Linked DNA regions of Mus musculus: regions 2 and 3 are each linked to region 1. Evidence: chromatin loops called from intact Hi-C (ENCODE). Cell type or tissue: left cerebral cortex. All regions are shown on one strand.

Region 1 (2,500 bases):
GCCCTGAGATTGACCAACCTAAGCCACCACAACTGTCTTGTTCTTAACGTGGGATCTTAAAATGGAGCGGAAGTCATCAGGCCTGCGCGCTGGAACCCTGTTCTATCTGGTTCACTGCTGGGTCCTCCGCCCTCCTGCCATATTCACAGTCACTCCGTAAATTGTAATTGCGGGTTGCATATTGACTAACCAGAGTTAAGAATTAACAGCCATCAGATTGGGCCGGTCCTGTGGTCGACGGCGCCACCTTGTGGTGAGAACTGAAATGACAGGGCCGATATTTGTAACAATTTGTAGAGAGCCCAGAAGCAACCTTCAGCAGGCTGCAGCTCACACCATGGGTTTCCTTCCGTTTCCTTCTGAGACATGGTCTCCAGCATCCTACTTTGGCTTCAAACTCCCTGTGTAGCCAAGGATGATCTTGCGCTCCAGCTCCTCTTGCTTCAACCTCCCAAGTGCCGGCCGGGGTTGTAGGCATGCCCACTACACCCCATTTATGAGGTGCTGGGGATCAAACCCGGAGTCTTGTGTCTACTAGGCAAGCATCCTACCAGTTAACTGAGCCACAGCTCTAACCCTGCATCACAGTTTTGAGCAAGCGATTGGACGGAGCCAGGGGGGTAAATGATGACATGTTTAGATCGTAAAATAATAAAGCAAAGGTCACAGAATTTAACTTGGGACCTCTTGTATGGAGAGAGAGAGACAGAGACAGAGAGAAAGGGGGAGAGAGAGAAAGAGCAGTATGTACTCACTGGTGTGAAAGGATTGTGCCAAGCGCCAAGAGAATATACTAAAATAACAACTTCTGGTCCCTGGAGCAGCTACAACCTGATTTCTGTTACAAAGAATGTATAGTGTCTGTGCACAGAAATAACCAGAACATATTCAGCATACAAAGCCACTTCTGGACGACTGAGGGGGGAAGATGCCGGCCTCCCTTGTACAGCCAAGATTACCACATCTGAACCGTAATTATCCAGGACCCACTTTGAGCCATCCTCTGCGGGGCGAGGTCCAAGCCCCGCCCACTTCCACCTCTCACAGACATCTCCGCCCCTAAAGCTGGCTTTGGTATCCAGAGCCCATTCTCTTCCGTGCTGGCCTGCACAGGAAGCTTGAAGGACAGTGGCCGACCAGCTGGGGGGACAATCCCGAATGCCTGGACTGCTCACCTGATTTGTGCACATTCCTGAGGCAGGAGAGTGAGGCGTTGAGCCGGGCGCACTCTTCCTGGTTGGCTCCATACTTCTCCACGGTCTCACACACCTGCTCGTCGGTCATCTCCAGGAGGTCCTCCAAGCTCAGCTGGTCAGGGGAGATCTCCTAGAGGAGGGGACAAAGGCAGTCAGCTGGACATGAACCCAAGCGCCCTGCCCAAGGGAATGGAGTGGTGTCTCTCAATCGCCCTCTTGTGGCACTCAGGAGAACTGCAGAGGGAACCAGCAGGGAGCGTCCACACTGCCCTCTGCTGGTAGCCAGTGAAAGATGCTCCACTATGCAAAAACTTGGCTGAATCTGGGGTTGAGTCTCCTCCTCCCACTTGCCACTTGGACAAATCATTTAACTTGTCTGGGCCTTGTTCTCACTTATCAAATGGAAGTGCCGAGCGTAGGTGATCGCTCAGTACATGATCAACAGTCCGCACTCACAGTCCAGGTTTGAAACCCGGGAGAGACAGGCCCTGTTTCATACTTCTGGGAGTAGATACCTCAGCTGAATTTGGCCGGGAGGAGGGGGTGCGGGGGAGGGGACTCAGAACAAGCCAGCTAGACATAAATCCGAGTTTCATTGGCTGGCCTCTGATCTTGGCTTCCCTAGAAGAAGACCTATGGATAGCTTGAGGCTGGAAATGAATCTTGAAAAGTACTGAGCACCATGAGCTGAGGAATAGTATAGAACAGGGAAAAGGACCTCTCTAAACAAAGGAGCTGGGGATAGAAGCAGGATTCCAAAGAGTCCCCTCCTTAAACAATGTCATAAATAAATCTGCAAACACTGACTGCCAATCAAGCTTTGATTTTTACTAGCCTTCAAGTGTCTCTACATATACAATAAGAACCTTCATTCGTATTATCTATGGTAGCCAAGGACCTTATACACTCATAGTATATTATTATTTAATAAGTTTTATAAATCTATGAGTGGTGATGCACAGGCAATTTAGTGGGCTCCTTCTGCCCTCTTGTGGCCATGACTGTGTATTACAATAAAATATAGATTTCACGGAAAGCAGAGTCTATAAATTTCATAAATTCCATTTTTCATACACACGCACACACACACACAAAGCTACAGGGCAAAGCCAACACCCCGAGAGTGACTGTGAAGTCAGGACGGGGACAGGAGGTAGCAACTGGGTCACCTAGAGACAAGTAAGAACACAGTGTAGGTAAACCTCCTTCAGCTGGACTCTGTACAGGGGATGCAGGATGAACGTTTAGAACAAGGCTGTTCTAGTTTGATCCCGGATGCTCTCACAAAATACTCTGGCCATTTG
Region 2 (2,500 bases), 560 kb before region 1:
GGGAAGAAAGGGAGTTCGGGACTTAATAAAACACCGTCTGTAGAAAGGAAGTTAGCTCTCCTTAGCTCTGGCCGCTGCTCCCCAAGGGCAAGTTTACCAAACTTTTGGAAAAATGTGCTCTGAAATCCAGCTCTTCTGGCTCAGAACTGTAACACCCATCCTTGTACCTTGTGTGCCTGGTGACCACAAACAGGCAAGTTTCCGTGATGCCTTCAGGGCCTGGACAGTGAGGGAGGCACAACCTCCAGGTAAACGTCACCCCAGGCCCTGGAGTAGCTTGCCTGGCTTTTTGGCAGATTTGTTTCTGATCTCAAGACAAAGCTCCTCTGTGTTGCAGGTGACTCCCATGGGAGAATCCCTCCAGGACGCTCTAGGGGCTGCGGTGCTGGTTCTTGCAGGCTTCCTCAGTTACCCCCTTCTCCCCGTGCTCTTCTTCCAGAGTGAGGATCCATGACCTCCGCAGCGATAAGATCGCCCTGTCGCTGTCTGCCCATCAGCTGGGGGTGTCCGCAGTCCAGATGGATGACTGGAAGGTTGTCAGTGGAGGCGAGGAGGGGCTGGTGTCTGTGTGGGATTACCGCATGAACCAGAAGCTGTGGGAAGTGCACTCCAGGTAAGCTGACTCCCGTGTACAGACTGTGGTTCCAGGCCACCTGTGCCCTCGTTGCGCCTTCCTGAAAGCACTTTTGCTGGAGAGGTGACCTAGGCTTGGAAAGATACCAGTCCAAGACCTGAACTCCTCTCTCGGTAATACAGCCCTCACTAAGCATCCTAGCTGCTTAGGACGCAGTGAAGGCCTCACAACTGTGGCACAGGTTACGGTATGAATGCCTTCATCTTTATTACCAGGGAAAGGAGGGAGCCAGCTTGGGGAGACTGATTTCCAGTGTACAGGAGGATGGGTTGGCGCAGAACCCCTCCATGTGCCAGACTCAATGTGTCTGTCTGTGCCTCCCTTCAGTGTGAGGAAGGGCACTTGGGGTGCAAGTTGAGTGGGCCTCAGCTAAGGGGGGGTCATCTCAGCGTGAGCAGGAGTGTTGAGAGGAGAATCCTGTCTGGGCACAGGCCACAGAGTTCTAGGACTGGAGCCCTGCTGTGCGATTGTTCATGTGAGCCTGCCTCAGTTGTGACTTGAGAAGCAGCCTGGAGTCCCCTAGCTGAACACTGGCTCCTCTGGAACGAGAGGGTGTGACGCTGTGGAAGTGCCCAGCTTGAGAGCATAACATAGCTTTCACCAGATACAAAACCAAGACAGCTCTGCCTTTATTTAAGTGAAGGTCTGTGCACCTTTGAGAGGGTTTGTGAAGCCAAAGTAAATTTGGGTTCCTTCTTGGCCGGCAGGGCGGTGAATACTTTGGCTAGCAGCTCTTATCAGATCAGAACCCCTGTCTACCACACTGCCTCAGGCCTTGCCCTTCCCCAACTTCACTGCTGATACACCATGGTGCCACCAGGTGGTGCCAAAAGGCAGCTCAAACGTCCCACACTGGAACCAGCATTTGCCTGAAAGCCAGTACTCTCGTTGGTTCTCTGTGTGTCCAGGACAGTGCCTGTCCTTCTCACCACCAAGGGGAGGCCCCTGCGCTTCACACCCCCACTAAGGCCTTCTCTCCGTAGGCGCCCTGTGCCTGTTCCACGCTCCGTCTAGTGCAGCTGCTGTCTGCTCCCCTGTCTTGAGCCTGCCTTCCCTCACCAGCTTCCTCTCCTTCGTGTGCTTTTGCCAAAGGGCCTGTTCTTGCCACAGGCCTCCCCCCTCCCTCCCTAGTGGTCTCAGCTAGCCCCCCTGGGTGTGGTAGTCCTCCTCCTTGCAGAGGTGGGCTCCTAGCTTCCCACTACTGTGGAGCCTCTGAGGGCAAGCACCCATCTTTAGGAGCCTACACTCTCTGTTGTACCCTGGGTCACAGTATGGCCTCACCAGATGCAGGTGCTGTCAACTGTAGCCATCACCCTGAGGATAAGAACTGGCCCATGGCTCTTCGGCTTTCTGAGCCATGTTGTAGGTTTGTCTCAAGCTGAATGCTCTTATATCCCAAATACACCAACTTGTTGAGGCAGGCAGCTAGAATAGGAGGTTAGCAGTGTGTTTGCTAAATGACATGGTGCCAGAGCAGGCCTTGCTTGCGCCTGCTTTGGAGCTGAAGCTGGGCCCAGTTCCTTCTCCATAATGGAAAGTGCCTAGGGTTCTGCCAGGCCCAGCCGGGGAAGGCTGCTCCCACCTTACAGCTCTCTTCCTCCCACCGCAGGCACCCTGTGCGCTATCTCTCCTTCAATAGCCACAGCCTCATCACTGCCAACGTGCCCTACGAGAAGGTGCTGCGAAACTCCGACCTCGACAACTTTGCCTGTCACAGGAGGTCAGTGTGGGGTTGGGCGGAGTTTGCACAATCTGAGAAATGGCTCCATGTGTGTCCCTGCTCCGTCCCAGTCACACCGGCCTCTCGGGGTATCGGCCACTGTCCTGGCTTTGTAGAAATTTGGAGCCCATGCCGAGTGTCTGTCT
Region 3 (2,500 bases), 440 kb before region 1:
ACTCCTCCAGCACCTCCACCATTGTGGGGTTCTTGCCCCATTTCCATTCCTCATATTCCTGAAGCCCCTGTGGCAAGAGAGAACAGAGAGGGGCCTTGAGTCCAGGTCCCAGATTTCTGGTGGGGCCTGTAGGAGGGCTAGGAGGAGATGGAGAACTGACCTGAGGATATTTGGTACCTACTGTGGGGCACTGCGCTTCTGGCTTTGAAACAGATGGGTTTTTAGCAGTTGTGGTTCAAGTGCAAGCTCTCCCCCCATACGTTCTTGTGTTTGAACACTTTGTTCTCGGTGGGCAGTGCTGTTTTGGGGGGTTGTGGCATCTTTAGAGGGTGAAGCCTCGCTGGAGGAAGTGAGTTATTGGGGGTGGGCCATCAAATATTACAGTCCAGTCGGTCTTTCTGTTCACTGCTTCCTGACTGCAGATGCAATGGGACCAGCTGCCCCTGCCCCCCTCCCCCTGCCTCCCCATGTGACTGTGGTCATACCTTCCCTGTCGTGACCACGGCACCCTGTGAACTGTAAGCCCAAGAAATCCTTTCTTGCCTTAAGTTGCCTCTTAGTGGGTCTTTGGTCAACAGAGATGGTCATGGAGATTCTGAAATACCCAAGGCTGGTTAATCTGCTCAAGAGAAATCTAGCATGCGGGTTCTGGAGGTTTGAGACTGGGGGGCCGGCAGATCTGGTGTCATGGGAGGATCTGCTGGACAGGTACCAGCTCTACTTGTTCTAACATGGCAAAAGGTGGAAGCAGTTTTCCTGGCTAATTTCTATAAAAATGTTGTTCTGATCTATGAGGGCGCAGCCCCTGACTCGGTTGCCTTGCAGAAGCCCCACTCCTTCCTTCCCCCTTTCCCCTCTTTCTCTTTCTCTCTCTTCCTTTCCTTCTTTGCTTCCTTCCTCTCTCTGTCCCCTCTTACAGTGCCAGTCCTAGTAATCAAATCCAGCCCTCTGCACACTCTACCTTCTAACCATCAAGCTGCACTCCCAGCCCAGTCCCTACCCTTTAATGCCACCCCCTTGTTAAGTGACACGTCAAATCTAACTGAGGGAGTTTAATTTTGATATGAGAACTCTAGGGGCCATAGACACTCAGTCTGCAGCAGCAGCTGTCTATCATTATCCCATCTCTCAGATTAGGCCATTGAGGCCTGGAGGCCCAGTCAGCTAGGACAAGGCTTTGCATCTGAGCTGGGGAGGGTAAACTTTAGCCAGTACAACAATCCCTGATGGCCATATGCGTTGTGTGACCTGTGAGGAAAAGATAGTTTTTATAATTTTAAAAGGTTTGTTTTAAATTATGTGTCTCTGTGTGTGTCTGTGTGTGTGTGTGTGTGTCTTGCCTCTGTGTGTCTTGTATCTGTGTCTGCATGTGTGTCCGTGTCTGCGTCTTGTGTCATGTGTATCTATGTGTGTGATGTCTTGCAGAGGCCAGAAGAGGGCGCAAGAGTCCTGGAGCTAGAATTACAGATGGTTGGGACTCCCCTGATGGGGATGCTGAGAAGTGTATTCCAGACTTTGCAGGGACAGCAAGCTCTCTTAACCACTGAGTCACCTCTCCAGGCCCTAAGAATGGTGTTTTTATTGGTCTCTATTTCCAGGACTGAGCTGCACTGGCCCCCATTTGCTGGAGGCTGTGTTACTGACTTCTCTTGCTTGCTGAGTCTCTGACCAGAAGTGACATAAAGGAAAGTGGGTTGCTTTCAGTTTATACTTCAAGGAGATACAGGCAATCATGGTGGACAGGCAGCTGCAGGAATGTGAGACAGCCATCCCAGCGCACACATGAACACCAGGAATGAACAGGGATGTGCGGCTGGGTTATGAGACCTCAAGGCCCAGCCCTAATACCTCCTTCTTCCAGGGGGGCCATGCCTATTAAAAGTGCCATGAGGGGCTGGAGAGATGCCTCAGTGGTTAAGAGCACTGATTGCTCTTCAAGAGGTCCTGAGTTCAATTCCCATCAACCACATGGTATCTCACAACCATCTGTAATAAGATCTGATGCCCTCTTCTAGTGTGTCTGAAGACAGCTACAGTGTATTAAAATAAATAAATAAATCTTAAAAAAAAAGTGCCATGACCTCAAATAGGGGACCAAGTGTTCAAACTGCAGGAGTCTGGGGGTGGGGAGACAGTGCATATTCAAAGATTTATTTTTATTAGTTTAAATTCTATACAGGTGTGCATGTTTCTCCAGGCAAGTATGTGCACTTGACTGTAGGAGCCAGCAGAGGCCAGAATCCCCAATCTCCCCAGAGCTGGAGTTAACAGAGGGTTGTGAGCCGTCTGATGTGGGTGCTGGGTACCAAACTCAGGTCCTCTGGAAGAGCAGCAAGTTCTCTTAACTATGGAACCAACTCTCCAGCCCTCTATTTCTCATTCAGAGCACAACAGAGGTTTCATGACCAAGAGTCTCTAGTGTAGGACTCTGAACGGACATGCACCTAAAACTGACTTTCTCCGGGCAGTGACTGCCACTTGAAATGGCGTTTGGCAGGCA

What was found. Hi-C counts contacts between places; a loop is a spot of excess contacts. Peaks named below come from ENCODE experiments on the same cell type or tissue, not always from the same donor. Only the 100,000 strongest peaks of a DNase experiment are listed, where the experiment ranks them.
Region 2: a loop joins it to region 1, with 4 times the contacts of the local background. A loop is called at or near these places in 4 of 42 quality-filtered maps.
Region 3: a loop joins it to region 1, with 5 times the contacts of the local background. A loop is called at or near these places in 41 of 42 quality-filtered maps.

Annotation. Positions count from the first base shown.
Region 1 is chr5:117,504,315-117,506,814 of GRCm38, reverse strand. Ksr2 (kinase suppressor of ras 2) reads right to left here. Exons shown (of 20, transcript NM_001312914.1): 3 at 1,176-1,326. Among named protein-coding and RNA genes, the nearest start is that of Gm42013, 21 kb to the right of the region's middle. In left cerebral cortex, CTCF peaks have their summits at 257 (motif pointing left), 1,441 (motif pointing left) and 2,202 (motif pointing left); DNase peaks (open chromatin) are centred at 259, 903, 1,428 and 2,220.
Region 2 is chr5:118,068,459-118,070,958 of GRCm38, reverse strand. It overlaps Fbxw8 (F-box and WD-40 domain protein 8), which reads left to right. Exons shown (of 11, transcript NM_172721.2): 9 at 440-613; 10 at 2,244-2,354. Gm30466 (a long non-coding RNA gene) reads right to left here and starts at 444. Exons shown (of 2, transcript XR_387640.4): 1 at 1-444. In left cerebral cortex, a CTCF peak has its summit at 1,449; DNase peaks (open chromatin) are centred at 1,461 and 2,291; H3K27ac peaks cover 331 bases.
Region 3 is chr5:117,940,692-117,943,191 of GRCm38, reverse strand. Nos1 (nitric oxide synthase 1, neuronal) reads right to left here. Exons shown (of 28, transcript NM_008712.3): 22 at 1-67. Among named protein-coding and RNA genes, the nearest start is that of Gm26995, 2.4 kb to the right of the region's middle. In left cerebral cortex, a CTCF peak has its summit at 1,452 (motif pointing right); a DNase peak (open chromatin) is centred at 1,423.